Linked DNA regions of Mus musculus: region 2 is linked to region 1. A link is a contact called in ENCODE Hi-C or POLR2A ChIA-PET data. All regions are on one chromosome and are shown on one strand. The core of a region is the stretch at or near the end of the contact, and the rest is flanking DNA. Distances in the headings are between cores, read along the strand shown.

Region 1 (5,757 bases), core at 1,854-4,353:
ATTCTTGAGTTTTTCAAGACAGGGTTTCCATGTGTAGCCCTGGCTGTCCTGGAACTAACTCTGTAGACTAGTCTGACCTCAAACTCTCAGAGATTCACCTGCCTCTGCCTCCTGAGTGGGTGCTGAAATAAAAGGCGTACGCCACTCTACCAGCCTGGCTTGCCTCTTTAAATGAATGAACTTACAAAATGCTCCATGCTTACAAATTTGTCAGTGTCTTCAGTTCTATGACTTTGGATTAAACCAGATATTTTGAAAGTATCTCTAATTTTTTTTTTCGAAAGCGTCTCTAATTCTGTATCCCGTATGTAACTTGTCAGCCATGACTATTTTACTTTACTCTTACATATATGATTTATAAATAGAAGCAATGTTGACAGACTTGTTTGACTCCCTTCTAGAAATAAATGACTCATTTTGGATTGTATGTGAGAGCTTCAAGCTGCTCACAGCAAAAATCCACGACAATGAGAAAGTCATTAAACTGTCTGTCCAGACAGCAGGGAGGGAGGGAGGAAGAGAGGGAAGAAGGAAGGGAGGGGCAGGGAAAGGGAAGTGAAGGAGGGAAGAAGGGAAGGAAGGGCAGAAGGAAGGAAGGATGGATGGACGGATGGACGGACGGACGGACGAACAAGCAGTTCCTGCGGTAACCAGGACTCTATATTTTACATCTCACCAATGGTGAACTTTATGCTCCTGCCTTTTGTGAACTTTCTTGACACCAGAAGCTCACTTCTGAGGCCCTCAATTTCGCCTTTGCACCTCGCCATTCACCTTTGCTCTATCAGTCATCTCTGTACAGTTTAACACAGTAAACAAAAACCTTAGGTCCTTACTGATGATTTCTACAGTGTCTTCAGAACTATTCTGTTGGTAATTTCCTATTTATTCAAAACATATAGGCTTACTTTAGAAAGGGTGAGTCTTCTGACAGACAGAATTTCCCTGGCAGGGGGACTCCTCTGGTTTTCTTTTGGAATGCAAGAAGCCAGTTGCCTCTACTGGCAGGCTATCATGCTTTACCATATAACCCAGGAAAAGTAGAGAGATCCTGAGTCAAACAATCTGTGGAAACTCAGCTTTGAATTCGAGGCTTGCTGCTGCCTGCGTCTGTTTGAAACTGAAGAGGCCATGGGGGACGGGAAGGGAAAGCAGGGCTCACACACAGAAATTACTTAGACGTGCAAAGTTTGTTTCCCAGTGAGGAAAGAGCTTTGTTAGGAGAGACTGCCCAGATCACATGATGCAACCTTTTGACAACCCACTGTCTGCTGGGGACTCTGTGCGATGTGACCTTTTGACCTAGGAAGGAATGCTGTGAAGGTGGGAAAGTGCACTGAACCCTGGCCCGGGAGGGAACGTGGAAAACAGTCCAGCTGCTCAGAGCTCACGGAAAGCTTGGCGTTCGCTTTGAATTCAGAATCAGATGCTAGAAATGTAAGGGAATTTCCTAAAATTATTCCAGCTCTTTCCCTTACCCCCACTGTCTGATACAGAACTTACAGGAAACAAACGGGCTGTCTTGCAAATGTCTGTTATGAGAGAGGAAGCTCGCTTCTGCTTCCCCACCAGCTCGTGGATGAGACCTGTGTCTTTGAGCTGTTTTCCTGCAGGGCATTAAGCTTGCGCAAAGGATTTGGTGGCCTTAGGTGGGTCTGTGGAGGTGGGGGTGGGGCAAGAAAATGAGTCCATTGCTCTAAAAGCATTCCCAGTAGCGATGGTCTTGGCGGAAACAAAACTCCATTGTGCAGGGCTGAAACCTGAGAAACCCCCTGTTTCTCTGCTTGTTTTAGTCACCAGCATTGATCCTGGAACATGTGACCCTTTGAGAGGGAGCACCCTTGGTGACTCCTCCTATTACTAAATACCATTGTGTTTATAATGGCCATTTATATATGGTTACACTCCACGCCTGTGTGCTTAATAGGCATTCTGGAACTCCGATGCCACCTCACTAGCACAGGACACATGCTTTGCTTGGCCCCTTGGTCACTCTTTTACCCTACCCTGTCTTGTGTCATTGCTTGATACCCTCTATGAGAACCAAGTAGGAAGCTTATCATCACTGTGCAGAGGGCAGTCTGGATTCTGTGAGGTGTTGGAAGGTGGGGGTAAGGGAGGAGGAGGTAAGGGAAAGGAAAAAAAAACCAGACCGGCAAAGCCTTGAAGAAAATAGGTTACTTTATTATTTTTTTTCCTGTTCCACAATGTGTCTGCATTGCTCTAGTACTCATTTCTCCGCTAGTTGGGTCCCAGGAGGCCCCATGGAGCCCCGTGCAGCTCAGGGGATTGCATCTGTATAAAATGGGGGAAATGTAGTTTGTAGAGACCGTTCTTTACCTCGGTTTGGGTTCAGAACGGCAGCTGCTCTCCGACTTTGTCTGTGACAGCACAAAGGCCGGCAGGGCTGAAAAGCGAGTCAGCAACTGGAGAGACAAAAGCAACCATCAGCTAATACGGCTCCACATGGCCTGACTAATTTATGAGAAAAAAACTGTTCTGTTCATTGGATCAGCACTCTGAGGAGGCAGGTGGGATGGTAGGAAGTTTTCATTGACTCTCCTGAGCAACTAAGAATGCCACGAGAGATCCTTCTCAGTTTGAACTTTATCAGGGTCTACGCTTAATCAATAGGGTATTGGAAAAAGAATTAATTACTAAAGCAGAATAAAACAGCTGCATTTTAAACTAAGGATCCATCAATTCAGTAATCTTCCAGTTACAGGCTAGGTGCCGCGAGGATTTCAGTCTATGTAATGAGGAACCCGGGGACTTTGCTCCTGAACAGGCTGGGAATTCACATTATCCTGTTTCAGCGATTTGTCATTAGTACAACTCATTTCTCCTCTCCTGCACTACAGCTTGTATTTTATGTACTGTGGAACCCAGGAAGTTCCCACATTCAGGGGCGGGAGGGTGTGAAGGTGGAAATCATTGTCACCCTGAGAAAGAGCCTTAACCTAGCTGGGCCTCTCTATTCTGGAAGCTGCCTTCGGAACTGCTTGGGACCGGACCTCCAACCCCATTGTGCCTTGGGGTCGGGACACACAGGGTGCACCCTAGCCTGGAAATGTTGTTGCATCTATGATTTCCATAATGGTGGATTGCAAGGAGGGCTGAGGAAGGTTATGGGGGGTGAATTAGGTTTTTAGTGAGCTCATTAAGGAGGCAAACAGAGTTGAGACGGCAAGGCGGGGAGAGGGCCTGTAATCAGTCCTGCTCTCTTTGTTCCCTGCCTTGGGGAACATGTTTCGAAAAACTTCTTCCTTGCAGGGGCTGCCCAGTCTGGCTGAGCCCAGCCTGCCATCCTGGTGGCTGACTTGTTGATTTCTAAACCTCTTAATTCATTTTTTTTTTGTCCAATTTAATCTTTTCTTTCTGAAGGAAAATTAGTTGAATGTTAGCCCTCTCTGCACTATTCACCTCTTAAATTATGCTCATTTTGAAGAGCTTGTTATGCCTGAATAAACATGAAACGGCTTGGCGGCTCCCCATCCGAGGCACACCCATTTTAACACCATGTATTTGCCGTTCCTGGAAATGTCTCATTAACTTCTGAAAATCTGCGAGCATGATATTTTGGGCTACTGTAACACACCTCTTGGCAGCCACAGAAGGCAGTTTGGTTAATGCCTCGTAATATCCATTTTTATTCTCAACATGAAGAAAGACTCTCTATAGAAAATTGGTGCAGTTTGCTCTGCTAATTTTCATGCTCATTCCAATTAATTTAACATGACCCAGATTTTCTTCCTCGGGCTCATCCTGACTAATTAGTAAGGCAACACCTAGAACAAGTTATGTTTAATAACATTGAGGAACACTACTTGGGAGTGATTTTGATGCTAATAAAGATATTCATTGATGGGGCAGATATTTTATGGCAATGATGGTATGTGCTTTGGAAGTCCCAATGTGCTGGTTGGGGTATAGAAAAAGCTAGCAAGTCATGATGGGAGATAATATTATTTTGAAGATTTCTGCAGCACCTGAGCAAAACACTGGAACTAATTACTTTATTTATTTATTTATTTATTTATTTACTTGATTTTTGATAGAACAGGCTGAGCTGTTAAGTGATTCCTTGATAATGGGAGGGGTGGAGTTGTGGAGTTGCGGGCCTGACCCATATTCACTAGGGCAGGCATTCAGGACTTACTGAACCTTGGCGAGAGAAGAAAGGCTATCAGGCCATCCGAGAGCCACAGAGGTTGGAGAGGGAAGGAGTGGTTTCTCCACCTCTGTGCTTGGCCTTCCTTTTTTTTTTTTTTTTTATCACATTTTTGTCAGTGAGATGAATCAATTGTACGGCAGCAAGGCTGGAATGGCAGTGCTGTGTCAGAGAGAGTTTCTAAAGTTAAATAGTATGGTTTAACATGTGAGTGATTGTGGACTCTTTTACTATCTCCCAAGGAAGGCAGTTAAAGGTAAGAGCCTAGGAATGACACACACACACACACACACACACTTACACACACACACTCAGAGGAATGAATTATATCAAAGTGGAGGTATGCTTAGAGGGTATGTGTGCAGCATATATACTCTTGATTCAATATTCAGCAATGAGTGCTCAAGCATGTACTAGCTTACACACACACACACACACACATACTCTTACACACACACATACACACACTTACACACACTATATATATATGTGTGTGTGTGTATATACATATACCAGACACTGTTGTGTGTGTTAGTAGTAGGAAAGGATACAAAGGCCTGGAGCCTGACTTTCTCATATCCATATATGCATGTTCACAGACAAGTACCAACCTCCAGTGGTCTTCCATTGATCAACCACAAGCAACTTTGACTGAAGGACTCAATATGGCATAAAAATGTTACAAAGGGTCCGTTAGGAAGATGGAAAATTCTATACAGAAACCAGTACCTCAGGGATAGCCATTGTAAGGTAGAGTCTACTGTAGTGTGCTTGCTGGTGTGGATGCCAGAAGTGGACATAGGGTGTCTTACTTTTTTGTCCTCCACCTTATTTTCTGAGACAGGATCTCTTCTGAGACAGAGTTCACTGATTGGCTGACTGGCTGGCCATTAAGCTTCAGGAATCATTCTGTCCCAATACTAGGGTTTCAGACATGACTTATGGGATGGCCGAGGATCTGAAATTATAGTATTCTTGCATGCCAGGCACTTACCTGACAGAACCATGTTCCCAGCCCTGATGTAACATTTATTTTACAGGAGGGTTTGTGATCCCTACCTCCGCCACTTGTTACCCAAGCAACTTGCTTAACTCCCTTAAGTTCATGTGTATAACAAAAGTCAACCCTGCTAGAATGGTCTGAATGAACTGTAGTTATTCGTATGATATGCTAGCAGACTGTCTGGAAGACAGTAAAGGCTCAATAAAGGTTGTTTTGAATTAATACTGCTTTATGGTAGAAAATATTTAGAGTGGAAATTTCTCTATAAAGGTGCATAACAGAATCTCTGGTTATCATTTCCCAATGCTAATTACTACTATTAAAATCTGAAATTTGAATTGACAAGAATATTTTCTTTTACTTAATATTATGAGCAAGCTCCCTTTTACAATCCTGTCTAAAAACATGCAAAGTCCCCCACCTCCTGACTACTCATTGGTAACTCTCTTCGGTATCAAGTCATGAACTGCTTACTCCTAGGTGAGGACTTCCATTGTTAGAGTTTAGTTCCACCTTTTATTTATTTGATATGGAAAAATAGTTTAAATTATATCAGCAAGGTTAGACAGGGTAATATGAATAA
Region 2 (5,757 bases), core at 1,581-4,080, 46 kb before region 1:
ACTGTTTAATTGCTCTGGTAATCACTATCATCATCACAGGTGCTCAATCATTCATCATTTTTGGAGGGCTTTATTGACCTCCGGAGCTCATTCACCAGCCCTAGGAGAACGAGGCCAAATTTCCTCAGACTCCGCATGGAGTCTCGGCATGCAGTAGTTTTAGCTAGCTTGGGATGTTCAGAAGCTTGCTAGGAAACCAGGAAGATGCTAAATGGGAGAAAAACCTCTCTCTCTCTCTCTCTCTCTCTCTCTCTCTCTCTCTCTCTCTCTCTCTCCCTCCCTCCCTCCCTCCCTCTCCCTCTCCGTCTCCCTCTCCCTCTCTCTGTAAGTCCTCTCTCTCTCTCTCTCTCTCTCACACACACACACACACACACACACACACACACACACACACACACACACCACTCTACTATACCTAACCACTCCCATCCACCCCCGCCCCCATGAGAAAGTCCAGTCAAAGGCACCCTTGCAGGAGGCGCTGCTTTCTGTCACGGGATGGTTCAGAGTTGGGGAGGGAGGCCGCAGTTGAACAGCAAACCCTTACTCTGTTTGCTATTCTCTGGGCCTGGGGCCCGGAACCCAGGGCGAGGGTGAGAAGTTGGGGAGAGGGCGCGCTCCCAGTGCGTGGCTGGGTCGCGCTGCCAGCTGCCTGGTGGCGGCAGGGTGAACCCGGCTACGCGCGCCGGGTGACCAAAGCTCCGCCCCCAGCTCTCGTCTCTCGGTGATTGACGCGCAGCCGCGGGGAAACAGCAGAGCAGAGGTAAAGCCAGCTGGAACTCCGGCCAGGGATTGGGCGGGACCCCGGCCAGAACTAGTTTCTACCAAAACCTAGTCGGGTATTTACCTTTTTAACCCTACTCGCTTCCTTTTCCTTTTGGGAAAACTTTAGGAGCCAGTCCCATGGTCCCCATCCAGCGAAATCCTCCCGGTGTAATTAACTCAGCCTTTAGCCCTCTTTACAACCGCTGCGCCCAGGGCAACCACAACAAAGCTGGGCAGCCAGAGCCAGCCACTCCTCGCAAGCATCTTCTGTCTCACATGCTTTTTAATCTTTCTCCTCCGGTGCTTCCTAGATCCAAGATTCACTTTAGAGGCGCACAGCGGTCACGCGCACGCACGCACGCGCGCGTACACACACACACACACACACACACACACACACTTGTCTACATCGGTAAACAACAAACACCAAACAACTCCCTCTCCTCTAACTCCTACCCCACTAACTCCCGCCCTACTAACTCTCATCCTGCTTTCTCCCTCCAGATTGAGCCCAGGACCCCTAGACTCTCAATGGTGGTCTACACTGTCTGCAGCGCACCGAGGGACTATGCTCCGAGTTCAGCTGCTCATATCTTGTACTAGACAAAAATGAATATTGACAAAAAGGGCTCTGCATCTGCACGAGAAAGAAAGTACCACTTAACAACAACAACAACAACAACAACAACAAAAATCCTAGCCTGGCGGTGGTGCAGTTGGCGGAGCTTGCTGCTCTAGGTTGTAGTGGCAGAGTTCGGGACCTAGTAATCCGCCGGCAGAGGAAGGGGGCCGCGGAATTAAAACGAACAAAAGCTAGAGCGCCATGCCAAACATCCCCAACGCGACCCAGTTAGGCAGGAGCCAAGAGGAGTGGTGGGGAAATAAACGAGAAGTAAGTTGAAAATAAAAAGATCTGAGTCTGTACCGTACTTTCCCTGTGGCTTTCTGCAGTTTTCCTGTCTGCGCTCTCCCTGTCCTCTTCCACCTCTCTTCCTTCCCCCTCCAATCACGCGTGTTCTCTCTCTCTCTCTCTCTCTCTCTCTCTCTCTCTCTCTCTCTCTCTCTCTCTCTCTCTCCCTCTCTCTCCCTCTCCTGTCGCTCTCCCTCCTTCCCTCCCTTCCCCCTTTCCCCCTCCCTCATCCCCCCTCCCTCCCCTCTTCCTCTCCCTCCCGCGTCGTCCCCCTGGAGAAGCAGGCTTGCTGATTTGCTCCGGTCCTCTCCGCTCCAGCCTCCCCTTCCCCAGCCCCCCCCCCCCCCCCCGGGGCCGTCCGACCGCACTCGCTGCATATCAGAGGCTCCGCGCTGCGCGCTCCTCCTCGCTCCAGCTCCCCACTCTCGGGATGTGTCTCCGCCGTAGGACGGGCTATGGCCACCACGACTTCCGGGTTCCGTCATTTCGTTCTCCCGCCGCCGACCCGCGCCGCCAAACTGAGGCTCTACTATAAGCCCGGCTGCAGCCAACCTGCCAACACCTACTGACACTCACTCATCTCCCAGAGAGAGAAAGAGAGCGCGAGAGAGCGAGCGCGAGTGAGAGCGAGCGAGAAAGAGAGAGAGGGAAAGACAAAATACCTACCAGAGAGGGGGGGAGGAAGTCCAATTTTTGCAAACTATTCATTTTTTTCTTGGTTTTCTCCTTGCTTTCTTTGAACAATACTTTAAAAAGAGAGGATCATATTAGAGCTATTTTGGGGGCAAAGCTAAAAGAGGGGGGAGGGGGGAGGAAGAATTCAAGAAGCAGAAACCCCTCGCGGAGTTTTACTGGAAGAAAAAAAAAACGGGTCTGAAAGATTGCTCCTCTTCATCATCATCAACCATCATTCATTCACTACCTTGACATTCCGGGCTTTGATTGACAGCTGGAGTGGCAAAAAGCCATGAAACTCGACAGTTCGGTTACATGTGGGCTGCTGACTGGCCGCTCGTAACCTTCAGTTCGGGGGCTTGACAATTTTTTTTCTTTTTCTTTTCTTTCTTTTCTTTTTTTTTTTCAACTAAGAGGAAAAGAAGAGAAAGAGGAGTAAAGGAGGACCGAAGAGGAGGAGGAGGGGAGGGGGAGGAGGGGGAGGAGGAGGAAGATCAGGAGGAGGAGGAAGAAGAGGAAAAAAGAGAAAAAGAAGAAATATCACTGAAAAAAATTCTTCGTTTTCTTGACTGGGCTTTCCCCACCCCCCAAAAAATAACATTGGAAAATTGGGAGAAGTCTCCTTGGTTTGGAAAAAAAGGACTCTTCAACCTAGCTCACTTTCTTATCCGGACTGGGATATTAAATATACGACACATCCAGGAGTTTATTGGAGCGCAGACTGATGGCGCAAAGGGTAGGTTTAAATCTCCAACACTTACCTAGATATAAATCCTCTCCTACAGGGCCCTGCCCCATGCCTTCTCTCCCTTTGAGCTGGCTGCTGCTGGTTGCTTGATGATGATGGCGGCCAGTATTTTAAAAAATAGTAACAAAATTATTCACCGGCTTCTTTCCCCCCTGTGCCTCTGCGTGTGTGAGAGTGTGTGTGCGTGCGTGTGTGCGTGTCTGGCCGCGCGTGTCCCAGCGCTGAGCGAGCGGGCGGGCGGCGAGAGCGTGTGAGTGGTGTGTGTGTGTGTGTGTGTGTGTGTGTGTGTGTGTGTGTGTGTGTGTGTGTGTGTGTACTTGTGTGCAATTGTTACACGCTTTCGCCTCGCTCCAGCTTTTACCCCGGCAGCGTGATTCCCCGGGTTCTCTGCGGGCGGCGAGAGCGTGTGAGTGGTGTGTGTGTGTGTGTGTGTGTGTGTGTGTGTGTGTGTGTGTACTTGTGTGCAATTGTTACACGCTTTCGCCTCGCTCCAGCTTTTACCCCGGCAGCGTGATTCCCCGGGTTCTCCTGCCGCCGCCGCTGCGCCTCTTTCGCCGCTACTCGCGCGGCTCCGGGCGGGCGCGGGCTGCGTAGGAGCCGCCGGCGTGGGGCCGCGCTGCCTAGACTAGCCCCGGCTGCTTGTTTTGTCTCTGAAATTGACAAGGACGCAGGGAATCCGCTGCTAAATAATGTTTCTGGTAACTTTCACGTTATTCCTCCCCACCCTCAGCTCCTAGCCCCCGGGGAGGCACCGACCCTAGTCTTCCCTTGTCCTTGCCGTTCTCGGCCTGATTATTAGCGTTTTTCTTCTCTTTATTTTGTTTCATTTCGCCCTTTGATTTATTGGATCTCCTGGAGGAGGCGAAGGGGGGTAAGGGGTGGGATCCGGGGCTTCCTTCTCTTGCTAACTCCACTTCTCCCTGGGTTGGCTCGCTGGGGTTCTGCAGCCTCCAGCGGGAGCGGGGCCTCCCTGTGCCCCCCCACCCCCCACCCGGCGTCCCCGGCCTCTCCGCCTGATCTGCCTTCCCTGAATGCTGCTCTCGGCTCAGACTTTAATTTTAAAATTTACGACATCCTCTCCCAACTTTCAAATCTGTTTTTTCTCCTGGTTTGGTTTGTAGTGTGTTTAACTTGTGTCCGGTACTTTTCTTTTTTTCTGACTTTGTTTTTATTCTCTCTCTCTCTCTCTCTCTCTCTCTCTCTCTCTCTCTCTCTCTCATCCGTCTTTACACCCCCTATCTCTATTCCATCCCCACTCCTCTGTACCCTCTTTTCTTTGCTCCGGGTTCCTTTGCTTTCCTGCCTCTGCCCCCCTGGGTTCTCTCTTACTCTGTGCCACCGCCCCCTCCTCTTGCCCGGGCTCTGACAGTACGATGAGCTGCCCCATTACGGCGGGATGGACGGAGTAGGGGTTCCCGCTTCCATGTACGGAGACCCTCACGCGCCGCGGCCGATCCCCCCGGTTCACCACCTAAACCACGGGCCGCCGCTCCACGCCACGCAGCACTACGGCGCGCACGCCCCGCACCCCAATGTCATGCCAGCCAGCATGGGATCTGCTGTCAACGACGCCTTGAAAAGAGACAAGGACGCAATCTATGGGTAAACCGACCCCCGGACCCAGCTTACTGTGTGTGAGTGTGTGTGAGTGCGTGTGCTTGTCTCTGGTGGTGATGGTGGTGGTGGAGGTGGTGGTGATTGTGGTGGTGTTAGGGTGGACCAGGGAGGCTAAGTGGGGACTTAATTCTGCATGAGGAGACAGACTGCTTGCAGTAGAGAAAGACAAGGGAGAGAGCCTGATCTTGAGTCAAAGACCAGAAAAATAGAACCTTCTCTGCTCCCTTGGTTCGGCCTCTCCAGACCCCACGGTCCAATGTAAGAACTGAGTCTTTAAATCTTGCCGGCCGGGCCTTCTCCCCAAGGACACGAATCCTGGCCAAAAGGCACAGGGCTGGTTGTCTCGGGCTGCCTAACACAGGCCTTGATTAAGAGGAAAGTTTTCTGCAGCCGAGAAAAAACTTCCAGTTGCCCTTTCTTTCTTCTTTTCTCTCACTCTTTCTTCTTTCCTTTCTTTCTTTCTTTCTTTCTTTTTCTCCCTCCCCTCCCCTTTCTGCTTCCTACTGAGGGCCTGGGAGTCACTAAACGCAGCTTGAGCTGGAATCAGGGCAGCTTCTGTCGGCCAGGAAGTCCTAATCACTCACTTCTTAATTCTCTGTAAATAAAGGGGGCAGACCTTGAAGTGCAGCGGGGTGGAAGAGACTGCCGCTTACACACACAGCCGTTCTTGGGAGTCAGGGAAATGGCTGGAAATTATTTTATATTCGGAGAGATTAGGGAGGGGTGGGCAAGCACGGTCCAAGCGAGTACTAGCCCGGCTCTTCCGGCTGAGGGTAGGTGGGGAAGGCGGCGGGATGCCGAGGGGAGGGGACAGTGGGTAAACAGCAACTGAGCCTAAAGCCTGAGGCCTCAAGCATCCCGAGGTGTAGCTAAGCCGCCCGGAGGAACACAAAGGGCGTACGCGCCCGGCACTCACACTTCTAAGTTTTGAAACGCGGTTTATTTATTCTTGTGAGCTGCAACGCTGAGAGAAATGTGGTCTTTCGATGGAAGCTCTTTCTTGTTTAACATTCTTATTATTTTGGCCCTACTACCGGAGCTT

The links. Hi-C counts contacts between places; a loop is a spot of excess contacts on that map. ChIA-PET counts read pairs that join two places held with the same protein, here RNA polymerase II (POLR2A).
Region 2: a map of mouse embryonic stem cell shows a loop between it and region 1 (3-fold over the local background). The contact joins the promoter of Meis2 here to the enhancer-like site in region 1. A Hi-C loop is called at or near these places in 2 of 37 maps with a recorded cell type or tissue (heart and mouse embryonic stem cell). POLR2A ChIA-PET finds 5 or more read pairs at or near these places in 5 of 5 experiments (Patski and embryonic stem cell).

Annotation. Positions count from the first base shown.
Region 1 is chr2:116,016,782-116,022,538 of GRCm38, reverse strand. The region is part of intron 7 of Meis2 (Meis homeobox 2); the gene reads left to right. Among named protein-coding and RNA genes, the nearest start is that of Meis2, 45 kb to the left of the region's middle. Within about 2 kb of position 3,103, at least 1 of the 3 ENCODE cell types and tissues checked has a DNase peak (open chromatin) inside an H3K27ac peak, as active enhancers do; it is heart, where a contact is called at or near this core.
Region 2 is chr2:116,062,131-116,067,887 of GRCm38, reverse strand. Meis2 (Meis homeobox 2) reads left to right here and starts at 2,830. Exons shown (of 12, transcript NM_001159568.1): 1 at 2,830-3,086; 2 at 4,468-4,700. The coding sequence starts at 3,075. G630016G05Rik (RIKEN cDNA G630016G05 gene) reads right to left here and starts at 663. Exons shown (of 5, transcript NR_153841.1): 1 at 548-663.